4 separate regions of the Homo sapiens genome follow, and all the other regions are linked to region 2. Evidence: chromatin contacts called from ENCODE Hi-C or POLR2A ChIA-PET data. All regions are on one chromosome and are shown on one strand. Each heading gives the region's core, a stretch centred on a gene start or an enhancer-like site at or near the end of the contact. The rest is flanking DNA. Distances are from core to core; before and after follow the strand shown. Region 1 holds the start of FNBP1 (formin binding protein 1). Region 2 holds the start of FAM78A (family with sequence similarity 78 member A). Region 3 holds the start of USP20 (ubiquitin specific peptidase 20). Region 4 has its middle 14 kb from the start of RALGDS.

What was found. Hi-C counts contacts between places; a loop is a spot of excess contacts on that map. ChIA-PET counts read pairs that join two places held with the same protein, here RNA polymerase II (POLR2A). Pooled maps may share reads with other maps.
Region 1: a pooled map shows a loop between it and region 2 (4-fold over the local background). The contact joins the promoter of FNBP1 here to the promoter of FAM78A in region 2. A Hi-C loop is called at or near these places in 1 of 168 maps with a recorded cell type or tissue (naive thymus-derived CD4-positive, alpha-beta T cell), 1 of 37 single-sample maps with no recorded cell type and 7 of 50 pooled maps. POLR2A ChIA-PET finds 5 or more read pairs at or near these places in 2 of 52 experiments (activated CD4-positive, alpha-beta T cell and activated T-cell).
Region 3: a loop to region 2 is called in a pooled map, with 8 times the contacts of the local background. The contact joins the promoter of USP20 here to the promoter of FAM78A in region 2. A Hi-C loop is called at or near these places in 4 of 50 pooled maps. POLR2A ChIA-PET finds 5 or more read pairs at or near these places in 2 of 52 experiments (activated B cell and naive thymus-derived CD4-positive, alpha-beta T cell).
Region 4: a loop to region 2 is called in a pooled map, with 5 times the contacts of the local background. The contact joins the enhancer-like site here to the promoter of FAM78A in region 2. A Hi-C loop is called at or near these places in 2 of 37 single-sample maps with no recorded cell type and 8 of 50 pooled maps.

Annotation. Positions count from the first base shown.
Region 1 is chr9:130,041,913-130,044,612 of GRCh38, reverse strand. It overlaps FNBP1 (formin binding protein 1), which reads left to right and starts at 1,424. Exons shown (of 17, transcript NM_015033.3): 1 at 1,424-1,661. The coding sequence starts at 1,638. RefSeq lists silencers at 1,162-1,721, 1,902-2,061.
Region 2 is chr9:131,275,239-131,277,938 of GRCh38, reverse strand. It overlaps FAM78A (family with sequence similarity 78 member A), which reads left to right and starts at 1,429. Exons shown (of 2, transcript NM_033387.4): 1 at 1,429-2,082. The coding sequence starts at 1,760. RefSeq lists a silencer at 80-1,259 and enhancers at 1,900-2,399, 2,560-2,609, 2,640-2,689, 2,102-2,700, 2,700.
Region 3 is chr9:129,834,151-129,836,850 of GRCh38, reverse strand. It overlaps USP20 (ubiquitin specific peptidase 20), which reads right to left and starts at 1,393. Exons shown (of 26, transcript NM_001110303.4): 1 at 1,352-1,393. It overlaps C9orf78 (chromosome 9 open reading frame 78), which reads left to right and starts at 1,576. Exons shown (of 9, transcript NM_016520.3): 1 at 1,576-1,712; 2 at 2,085-2,144. The coding sequence starts at 1,630. RefSeq lists an enhancer at 643-1,143 and silencers at 1,115-1,264, 1,295-1,644.
Region 4 is chr9:133,134,211-133,136,910 of GRCh38, reverse strand. It overlaps a transcript of RALGDS not described here. Among named protein-coding and RNA genes, the nearest start is that of RALGDS, 14 kb to the right of the region's middle. RefSeq lists an enhancer at 2,653-2,700. Within about 2 kb of position 1,295, at least 31 of the 41 ENCODE cell types and tissues checked have a DNase peak (open chromatin) inside an H3K27ac peak, as active enhancers do.

The sequences.
Region 1 (2,700 bases), core at 175-2,674, 1.2 Mb after region 2:
CTGTTGCTCAAGCTGGAGGGCAATGGCACCATCATGGCTCACTGCAACTTCAACCTTCTAGGCTCAAGCGATCCTCCTGTCTCAGTCTCCCAAGTAGCTGGGACCACAGGTGCATGCCACCATGCCCAGCTAACTTTTTTTTTTTTCTTTTTGTAGAGACAGGGTCTTGCGATGTTGCCCAGGCTGGTCTCAAATTCCTGGCCTCCAGCCATCCTCCCACCTGGGCCTCCTGATGTGCTGGGATTACAGGCGTGAGCCACCAGACCCGGGTTAGCTCCACCTTTTAATGGAGGAGAATGATAAGCAGGTTGAAAATGGTGGGGTGGGATTGGAGAAATGCATCATCGTAAAATATTTTTTAACTGGGGGCCCATGTTGGGAGTCGCACGGTTTCTCAGAAAAGGATCCAGTAGTAGCATTAACCGAGGGAGAAAGATAAGCTGTGGGGAAAGGGCTAGTGATTCAGGAGTTGGAATTCCAAACATTTTCCATAGCTTGTCAGGAACATTTGTGCAGACCTTTGGATATATAGAGAGGGAGTCCGTCTGCTGATAAAATGAGCGCTGGGTTTACCAACCTTCGGCCTTGGCCCACCCCTGATCCTCACCGCCGGGCAGTGAGATGGACACGTTATTTGCCTCCATTTGGTGGACTGCGCTCTGCGCTTCCAGAGGTGGAGCAATTGTCCGCCTCCGCCCGGCCAGCACGTGCGGGAGGCTGGATTTGAACCAAACAAGTTATCTGTGTACCCCACGCCTTTGCTTTTACCCACTAGGCGGTAACGTGATTTCACGCCTGAGAGTTTCTTGGCTGAACAAGTTGGAAATCACTGGTTTCAGAGATTGGAAATCACTGGGTGCACGCCCCTGGATTCTTTCCCTAGCCACTCGAGGCCGTCGCGCTTGCCTCGACGTCTCTATTCGCACAGCGCGCAGTTACCACCGCCCCACTCCCACCGCGCCAGCCTGCGGGACTCTCGGGCTTCCCTCGGGCGGTGGGAAAAGAGCCTCCCGGGCTGACTCTGCTCGGCGCGCATGGCTGCCAGGGGAAAGTATTGTCCTTAAATCCAGAGCGGCGATACGCGCAGGGGAGCGATCTCAGACCGCGGCGGAGCATCGGTGATCCCAGGGCCTGCCGCGTTCCAAGGCAAGCGCTAGTACTGCGAGCAGACAGTGGTCACTAAGAAGTCATTACCAGATTGGCAGGGGGAGTCCTAGGGATCCGGGTCCCGCCGTCCCTCACACCTCCCTCCGCGTCCTTCCGGACCCCAGGGCGACGCGGACCCGGCCGGGGGAGCCCGGGGGAGGGGGCCGGGCCGGGGTGGGGCGGGCGCGCGTGCGCGAGCTGTCAGACCGGCCCCGCCCCTCCCCTCCCGCCCCTCCCCCGCTCTCCGGGTGTAGGGCGGGCGGGCGCTGCGGCGGCCGCGGCTGCTGCTTCCTCGGGCCATTTTGCTGTGGAGCGGCGGGGAGGAGGAGCCGCCGAGGAGACCCCGGGCGAGGAGCTGCGAGCCGGAGGAGGCCGCGCGGACTCCGGGCTTTCCGCCGTCGCGGGGATCTCGGGGGGCAAAGGGATCGCCGGGGAGGGGGACCAGAGAGCCGCGCCCGCCGCGCGGAGCGCCCCTTCGCGTCCCCTGCACCATGAGCTGGGGCACCGAGCTCTGGGTGAGTGAGGGGCTGGGCCCGCGGGCAGATGCGGGGCGCGCGCTGCGTTTCCCCGCGGCCTGGGGAGGGGGCGCGGGCCGCGCTGCTGGGCGGAGGCGAGGGCGCGCTGGTCGGGGTCCTCGCGGCCTGGGGAGGAGGCGGGGTTCCAATGCCCCTCGTCCGCCTTGGCCCGAGCAGGAGGTGCGGGCCGGCTTGTCCTTCGGAGGCGAGGGGAGTTGGTGCGGGTCCCCGGCGGCCTGAGGAACGGCGCGGGCGGGCCTCCCTGTCCCCGGCGCCCCGGAGCGGGCCGTGTGTGTCGGGCCGAGCCCTAATCCCCCGGGGCGAGCCGCGGATGCCCGGGGAGGGCCGGGACCGGGCGTGGGGGCGTGGAGGCCCCGGCTGCGCGGCGCTGCGTTGGGTCTCGGGGCGCCCCGGCCGCGAGTTCTGTCCTGGCTCCGCGGAGGCGCTGGCGGATCGGGCACTTCCCCGGGAGCGGGGCGGCCGGGGCGAGCGCCGGGGGTCGGGTTTTGGGGTGCTGGGGCGAGAGTGCGGTCTTCGCTCTGGAGGCGAGGACTTCTGGCCCGTGGCGGCTCCGGGCGCACTTGTTCTTTCGGGGTAGCTCAATCCTGAGTGGGATGTGGGCACTGCGACGTCTGGTCTGGAGGGGAAAGTGGGAGTTAGGGAGAGATCTTACGTGATCTACCTCAGGAAGAGGCGTTCGCGGGGTCAATGATCTTTAACGGTTGCTCGGAGAATAGTTTCCAGTGGGGAAAGTTGGCGGTGAGGGGCGCCTTGCGGGGATGCTTGGCCGGGGGATGCGCACGGTAAACGGGCAGCCCTCAGGGCTGAGGGCCGTCCCCGGAAAGGCGAGGGGCTGGCTGTGGATGGAGCTCTTTTCCTGCCGTCCCCGGATTCCTGGGGAAATCACTGGGCAGGGGATGGGCAGTGCGGCGGCCCGGGAAGGAGCAGACGAAATCTCAGTTACTGCACTGAAATGCCCTCAAGATGAGCCATTTCCCAGGATGAACTCTAAAGTGCCTGAACTACCTTTTGGAATTCT
Region 2 (2,700 bases), core at 180-2,679:
GCGCAGGGGCCGAGTTTCTGCAAAGTTTGACCCGGTTGCCTTTCCGATGCTGCAGCAGAGCGAGGCAGCGCGGGGCGCGCCAGGCGGCAGCGGCGCGGCGGCGGGGCTGAGCGGCGACAGCGCGCTCACAATGATCATAAAATAAAGGAGGCGCGCGGGGTGGGGGCGAGAGAGCCCCGAGCCTCAGCCCTCCGCCCCCGGCCGCCCCCCCGAAGCCCCAAGCCGGGAGGAGGGTGGGGGCCGGGGGCGCCCACGCCGGCCCCAGACTCCAGTAGAGCCAAGGGACAGTGCCCGGGGAAGGGGGTGGGGGCGCCCCAAGAACGTGCCCGCGGCCGGGTCAGGGGCGTCCGGAGAGCGGCTGCCCGGGCCAGCGGAGTGGCCCCCGGGGCAGGTGAGTCGGCGGCGCCGCCCGAGTGGGGGCGTGCGCGCCAAAGTTCCCCGGCAGCGGCGAGCGCGCCCGACGCGTGGGGACCCGGGGCTGCTCGCGGCTGGAGAGGGGCGACAGAGGCGCTTGACGCGGCGGAGCGGGGGCACTATGCCCTCCGAGGGCCGAGGGACCCCAGCCGGGAAAGGGGTGCCCGCCGGATCCGACGGCACTGGTGGGTGGCCCTGCGCCCAGGGAGCCGGAGGGACCGGGGTGGGGAAGGGGCACCTGGCGCTGGCGGCGCGGCGGTGGGGACAGAGCAGGGCAAGTGCTCGCCGCCCCCTGCAGCGGCAGCCGCTCGCCCCCCACCCCGCCCGTCCGGGACGGTATCAGCGGAGATGTCACGGGCGGCTATTATTCGCTGGTGCGCGCGGTCGTGCGGCCGCCACTGACGGGGCGGGCGCGGGGGGCGGGGGCCACCGCCTCCGGGGAGACCGCCCAGAGCTGCGCCGTCAGCTCCGCAGCCCGCGCCCAGCGCACACGCGTCGCCGCCCCCGCGCGCCCCCCGCAGCAAAGTTCGGCTTAACTTTGAGGCTGGCCTTGACGCGCTGTCCCTTCCACCTCCCACCAGGTCCTCGGCGGCCGCGGCGAAGCAGGCGGCGGCGGCCGGAGCGCAGCCCCGGGACCCTGCACGGCGGCCGGCAGCGACAGCGGCGAAGGGACGCGGCGCCCCTGCGTGGGGACGTCCGGCCCGCGCCCGCGAGTGGGCGCCGACGGGGACCCGCGCCGCGCTCCCCCGTCACCGGCGAGCGGCCGGAGCCCTGAGCTCGCCTCCTGGAAGCCGCGGGTCGGCGCTCGCCCCGAGGGCGCCGGGACCTCGGCCGGGTGAACACAAACTGCTCTGCAATTGATTCGACCGCGCCGGGCGGGTGCGGGTGCGGGGCCCGGAGGGAGCGCGTGCGGAAGGCCGGAGGGCAGGAAGTCAGGCTTCTGCCGCGAGGGTGGCGCGGCCGCGCGGGGACAGAGCCTTCCTTATTTATGAGTCTGCCGGCGCTCGCCTGCTTCCTCCGAAGACTTCAGGGAGAGTCTGCGAGCTGCCGTCCCCGCGTGTGAGGCACAGAAGGGCTGGATGTCAGAACCGCATAATTATTCATTAAACTACAAACTTTTTTTAACCCAAAGAATATCGGTGATTTTTGTCCACTGCGAGGAGAAGAAGAGAGAGCCCAGGGCTCATGAAATGCAGCAGAATCCTTATTTATAAACAGGCCGCGGTAGTGATATATGCAACCCCAGTCTACTCAGTGAGTTTTCTATCCTATGGATATCGGTCTTGAGAGTTGAGATTGGAGAGCAGCGCCGTCTGTACTGGGTCCTGCAGCCTCTGTCCTTTCAATGCCTGGTTTTTTCTGTGACTGCTGGCCTTCCCTGGAGATCAGAGCGCTCCTGTATGCCATGGGCTGTATTCAGAGCATCGGAGGCAAAGCCAGAGTCTTCCGGGAAGGGATCACGGTGATTGATGTGAAAGCCTCCATCGACCCCGTCCCCACTAGCATCGATGAGTCCTCCAGCGTGGTGCTCCGCTACCGGACACCCCACTTCCGGGCCTCGGCCCAGGTGGTCATGCCGCCCATCCCCAAGAAGGAGACTTGGGTAGTTGGCTGGATCCAGGCGTGCAGCCACATGGAGTTCTACAACCAGTACGGCGAGCAGGGCATGTGAGTACGGCCGAGAGCCAGCTCTGGGAACTGCTAGGGATGGCCGAGCTTGGAGGCCTGGTGGGGGGCCGCGGATAGGGGGAAGGTGGAGATACCATGAAGACAGGACGGAGGCCAGAGGGAAGCTTTAGGCAGGTATGCAGGTGGCCTCATTGGCCCGGTGGCTCCCTGAAAAGTTTGCCTGTGGATCCAGATTGGAGTCACGGTCCTGCAATCTACCCTGCCACTGTTCCCCCCGGGTTCCTGTGTCCTTCCCTGCAAGATGCCGAGAAAGCAGAGAGACATTACTCCCAGTGTTTCCTGGCAGAGCAAGTGTGCCGTCCGCCTGAGGAGTGTCTGTGCCATCAGGGGTCACCAGAGAGGCTGCAGGGCTGCCCTCCAGGCCTCTGGCCCTGTGCGGGCCCATGGCAGACATTCAGGCACTCTGCAACTCCCAGACCGGTGTGTTCAGGGCTTTGCGATTGGGCCTCAATTATCTTTCTGGCTTTTACCAGTGTATGCCAGGAGCTGGGGGAGTGCTTCCCCGTTCCAAACGGCACTGTGTTTGAGAGCACAGTTAGTTTTAGAAGCCCGATTTCTTCACAGTGTATCGCTTTCTGTCTCCAAGGCAGAAGACCG
Region 3 (2,700 bases), core at 144-2,643, 1.4 Mb after region 2:
GCCTCTCCATCATCTGACAGGGACTCCGTATCCAGTGAGTGCACGTGCATCTGGGTTTGGCTGAACCAGTCTGCAGAGGGCAAGACTTTGAGACTTTAATATATGGCTTTTGACCAAAGATAAAACGCTGGTGCAAGAAGTCCCGAGTCTACTATTTTTTCCAGCCCAAGGAAGAGAAGAACAATCTCAGTGGAGACTGTTCCAGAGAAAACGTAAGGCATTCTAGAAATGCTGCCCTGCTTCGGAATGGTCTTCCAGAAAGGGGAACCCCAGACAGCCCCCATCGGCCCCTCCCCCTAGCCAATGAGATGTAACAGCAGCTGCAGCAGCAGCAAACATCTACTGCACTCCTACCGTGCCAGGCCCTGTGCAAACCGTGCGGCAGAGACTGACCTGCAACCAATTCCTGTTCCACCTCCTAGCTGGGTAACTTGAGGCGTGCACTGCCCCTCGGAGACTCCGCATTCTCATTTGTAAAACGAAAAACAATCTACCTCAAAGGATTGCTGGGAGAATTCAATGAGATGATGCTTTGCCCAGGGCCTGCCACATAGTAACTGCTTAATAAGAGGTAGTTCTCAAAGTAAGGGATGACACTGAGAAAAGGAAAACTACTGTTACTTAAGGGGTTCTTAAAAGTCCTAGAAGCCATTATTTATGCATTTAGGTATTTCCTAAGCGTTTGCTGATACCAGTTTTTCAAATAAACTTTATCCTCACAGCATCTTCGGGGTGGAAGGGGCAGAGGGTAGAGCGACAGACCTGCCGAAGGAGGAAAACCAGACCCGTGAAGGTCCAGGGGGGTGGCCGGCAAGCACCGAGGAGGAGTCCCCCGGCTCAAACCCTCTTGCGTGGCTTCAAAACATCAGACGCGCCTCTCCTCGCGGAGAAGCTGGGGGCCATTATTTGTGAGGCAGTCGGCGCTGGGACTCTAAGTCAGCACCGCAGAGAAGTGGTCATCTTTTGTTCCGAAAGAAAAAAACGCACGTCAGGGCTCAGAGCCCGAGGAAAGAAAAGTCAGCGCCCGAGACGCGAGACGCCACGCGGATGCTTTCAACGCTAGGTCAGGCCCCGGCAGAAATGAGAGGGGGGCGGCCCCGGTTCTGGAGAAGCCACGAGCCCCCAGGGAGCTCAGAGTGGGGTGGTGCTGGGGCCCAGAGGCCCCCCTGGGCGCCGACCGGAGGAGGGGAGAGGGGCGGCGGCGGCCGGGGGGGTCCCGGGCTCCGCTCACCGGGCCGCTGCGTCTGGCGTACCTGGCGAAGCCAGGCCCTGTCAGCCCGGAGCCGGGCTGGGGTCGCCAATGCTCAGAGGCCCGGCCCACAGAAGCAGCCGGTGGCGGCCCGGAACTCACCTGCACTCGCAACTGCGCCGCCGCCGCCTGTCAGTCAAGCGCGCCCCCTCTGAGGCGACGCGCAGGGTTGTGGGGCCGTCTGGCGACGCCCCACCTCCTTCCCTCTGCCGTCCAATCGGAAGAGGCTGACGCCAGGAGAGGGGGCGTGGCCACGCGGACTGTGCGTGCCGGGGGCGGGGCCAGACGGGGCAGGCGCTCTGACCGCTCTGCCGCGCGCCGGAAGCAGCCTGGGCCGCTGCGCAGAGGCGCGGCGGCTGTACAACTCGGCCGTTGTCACCATGCCGGTCGTCCGGAAGATTTTCCGTCGCCGCCGGGGCGACTCGGAGTCAGAGGAAGATGAGCAGGACTCAGAGGAGGTTCGGTGCGTTTGGGGCGGGGCTCCCATAGGCTTGGTAAAGATAGACTTGTTTGGGGGACTCACCACCGGCTCGGCGCTTCGCTGACATTGTTAACTGTGAGCTCGGGTGGTGGTTCCTTCTGCGGACGCAGAAATTGAGGCTCAAGGGGTGAGGCCACCGCCCCAAGCTCGAACGGTTGAGAGAGATGCCTCCGGGATGCGCAGTGGCTCTGACTCCCGGTGGGTCTAGGCACAAGGTCGTCCTCTGGACCACTGTGCTGGTGGCTCAGTAGCTGGGCTGGGATGCCCTCGAAGGTGCCTTATTGGCTCTGTTAGCTTTGGATTCCGCGGGGAATCACTCAGCTTATGCATTGCTGCTTCTTCTTCTTTTTAAAGATTAAAACTGGAAGAGACCAGAGAGGTACAGAACTTGAGGAAGAGGCCCAACGGGGTGAGGTGGGTACCACGCGGGGAGGAGGAGGAGGCGGCGGGGACGACAGACACATCCGCGTCCGGGTCGCTGTCACAAATATCTCCTCAGACGTAGATTTTTCTCTTGACACACTGTACACCTTCCACTGCCCAACTTGGAGAACAGCGTTCTTTGCAAATGTTTAACCAGGACATGCCCTGAGCTGTGTCGTCTCGGGGTGTGCTCCAGAGATACAGAAACAGATCACTAACTCGCGTTTTTTATTAAAACCAATTAATTGTGAAATGCATATCGATCGTTAAGAGTTTGTATAATTTAGAAAAGTATAGTCAAGACGATAAAAAGCACCCATAATTCTCCCATCCGGAAATGATCAGTGTTAACATTTTTTTTCCTTGCAGAGCCACCCAAGAATGCACTGGTATTAATATTGAATACTCTTTCCAATCTGTTTTTTTTCGTCTCTCTCTCTCAGATTGTGAACAACTTTCTATGTACTTTTATTCCCTGTTCTTTTCAACTCATTATGACATTGTGGGCATTCACCCATATTGTGGAATATTTTTCAGAAAGCCTTAA
Region 4 (2,700 bases), core at 46-2,545, 1.9 Mb before region 2:
CTGGAGTATGCAGTGGTGCTATCTCAGCTCACTGCAACCTCCACCTCCTGGATTTAAGCCAGTCTCCTGCCTCAGCCTCCTGAGTAGCTGGGATTACAGGCACGCACCACCATGCCCAGCTAGTTTTTTTGTTTGTTTTTGAGATGGAGTCTTGCTCTGTCGCCCAGGCTGGAGTGCAGTGGCACGATCTTGGTCACTGCAACCTCTGCCTCCCAGGTTCAAGCAGTTCTCTGCCTCAGCCTCCCGAGTAGCTGGGGTTACAGGCGCCGCCACCACGCCTGGCTAATTTTTGTATTTTTAGTAGAAACAGGGTTTCACCATGTTAGCCAGGCTGGTCTTGAACTCCTGACCTCATGATCCACCCGCCTCGGCCTCCCAAAGTGCTGGGATTACAGGCGTGAGCCACCGCACCCGAGCTAGTTTTTTTGTATTTTTAGTAGATGCAGGGTTTCACCACATTGACCAGGCTGGTCTCGAACTCCTGAGCTCAAGTGATTCACTTGCCTTGGCCTCCCAAAGTGCTGGGATTACAGGCGTGAGCCACCGCGCCCGGCCAAGGTGAAATGTTTTAATGTCCCTCCTTCCATCCATACCCGCGCTGCCCCCTCAGCCCTCCTGGCCTGTCTGCAGTTGTAGCACCTGCTCCTGCCCCATGGGCCCCATCAGCCTTCCCTGTTCTGTTTTTGCCTTCTGGAGCATTCTTATTTTCAAAAATGCATTTTACTTATTATGACCTAGGCCAAAGGTGATTTTTATGTGTTGTGTTTTTCCCTGGTCTATCGCTGGCACTTGAATAGTGCCCGGCACCTAGTAGGTGTTCAGTAAATTCGCGTGGTCTGGCTGTGTGAATATAGTTGTGCCCCGGGCCCTCTCTGTGGTCTGCAGACAGTGCAGGCTACAAACTCTGTTACTGATCCTCATCTCCTTCAGTAGAGAAATGGACATTGTTTAGAAACTCTATGGCAGTTGACATTGCTGCAACATTTCACCTGCATTTTACAGAAGTATCAGCTGGCCTTGAATTCAAAATAAGAACTCTGGTTCTTCCCTGCAGAGGATGCCACCTTGGGGTGCCATTTTTTTGACACGGAGCATGTGCCAGGCCCTATCTTGAGTGCTTCCCATCCAGTGTTTCATTTCAGCATGCAGTCTTTTTGAGGCAGAGATGTTCCCTGTTGATGGGCTAGAACCAAGGCTCAGCAAGGGAAAGGAACCTGCCTGGCTCACCCAGCTCCACCCAGCCAGGAAGTGACAGGATGAGGGTTTGGCCCAAGACTCCTGACACTGTAGGCCCCAGCTCCCAGCCACTGCTTGGATCCTTACAGTTAGACGTTGGGTTCCTCCTGGAGCTGGACCTGGGGGCAGGCAGGGTTGGGGAGGGGAGCTGCGGTGCCCTTGGCAGGGCTGGGTCCTGCTGGGCTCAAAGCCAATGGGAGCGGCTGGGGCAGGGCCTGGATTCTTGGATCCTCAGCTTCTTGGCAACCTGCGTGACTCAGTGGGCTGGTAATAGGGGCCGGCGGGCAGGCAGCCAGTGCAGGGGAGCCCTGCGGTGGGTGAATCAGCCAGTTGCTGAATTACTGTCCTGCCTGGGGTGGTGCCAAGCCCCAACTGCCAAAATAAGCACAGCCCCTCTTTGCCTTTCTCTCCCCACTCCAGGGTGGCCCACCTTCCACATGCCTTGGCAGGTGTGTCCTGTGGCTCTGCTGCTCCTGGGAGTCCCCGGGTCTCCCTAGCCTGGAGCAGGGGAAAGGTCCTCCCCACTGGGGTGTGTAGCCTTCCACAAGTCATTCTGCGGCTCTGCCTCCCCACCACACACAGGGGCCCTCCTGTGAACTGGAGGTCATTGAGATACTTGCACCCTGAACTTAGAAGGGCACCGTGAGGATAAAATCACCTTTGACTCTTTATGAAAAGTCATAAAGAGTCTTCCTGCTAGGAGTTTGCAGGAAGGAGTGACTGGGAGCGCAAACCTGAGAGTCAGACAGGATTGGAAGCCCTGCTCTGCTGTGTGGCTTTGGATGAGCTTTGTGCCATCTCTGAGCTTCATCCTCAAACTCACCTGCAAAACCTGCGTCACATATCATGATGGTGAAATGATACCCGCATTGGCATGGCAGTGCGTAGTAGAAATTATCAGAGGGTTGTTGACTCTGGTTTAGGCGCCAGGTTGGAGGCAGCAGTGATCAGCAGAAATGGAAGTCAGAGTCCCCAGCCTAGGCCTCCTACAGGGGACAGACCACCCACCCCAGGGACAGGGTCCCAGCAGCGTCAAGTCTGTGTGCTGCCTGGAACAAATCTACTTGTGATCCTTAATTTGGAACAGAGTAGAGGAAAGCAAGCAGCCTTGGGGGCCGGACTTACACCCTGCCTTGGCACTGACACGCTGTGTGACATCAGGCAAGTTGTTCGCCCTCTCTGGGCCTCAGTTTTCTCAGTTTTACAACAGAGATGATGACTGTGGCCTCATCTTTCTGGCAGAGGCTGTCTGGAAAAGTGCTTTGTCCCCATTGAGGTGTGCTAAAGGCGGCGCCAGACTAGGCTCTAGGGTACGAAGGGGTGTCAGGAGTTGATCCTGCCTGCCAGGCTTCTGAACGTGGCAAGAATTTGCCTCTGGGCTGCACAGTGACAGGTGTCAGTGATGCCCCCGTCCCTGGGAGTCTCCTAGTCAGAGCCAAAGAGGGAGGGGATGCCAGGCATAGG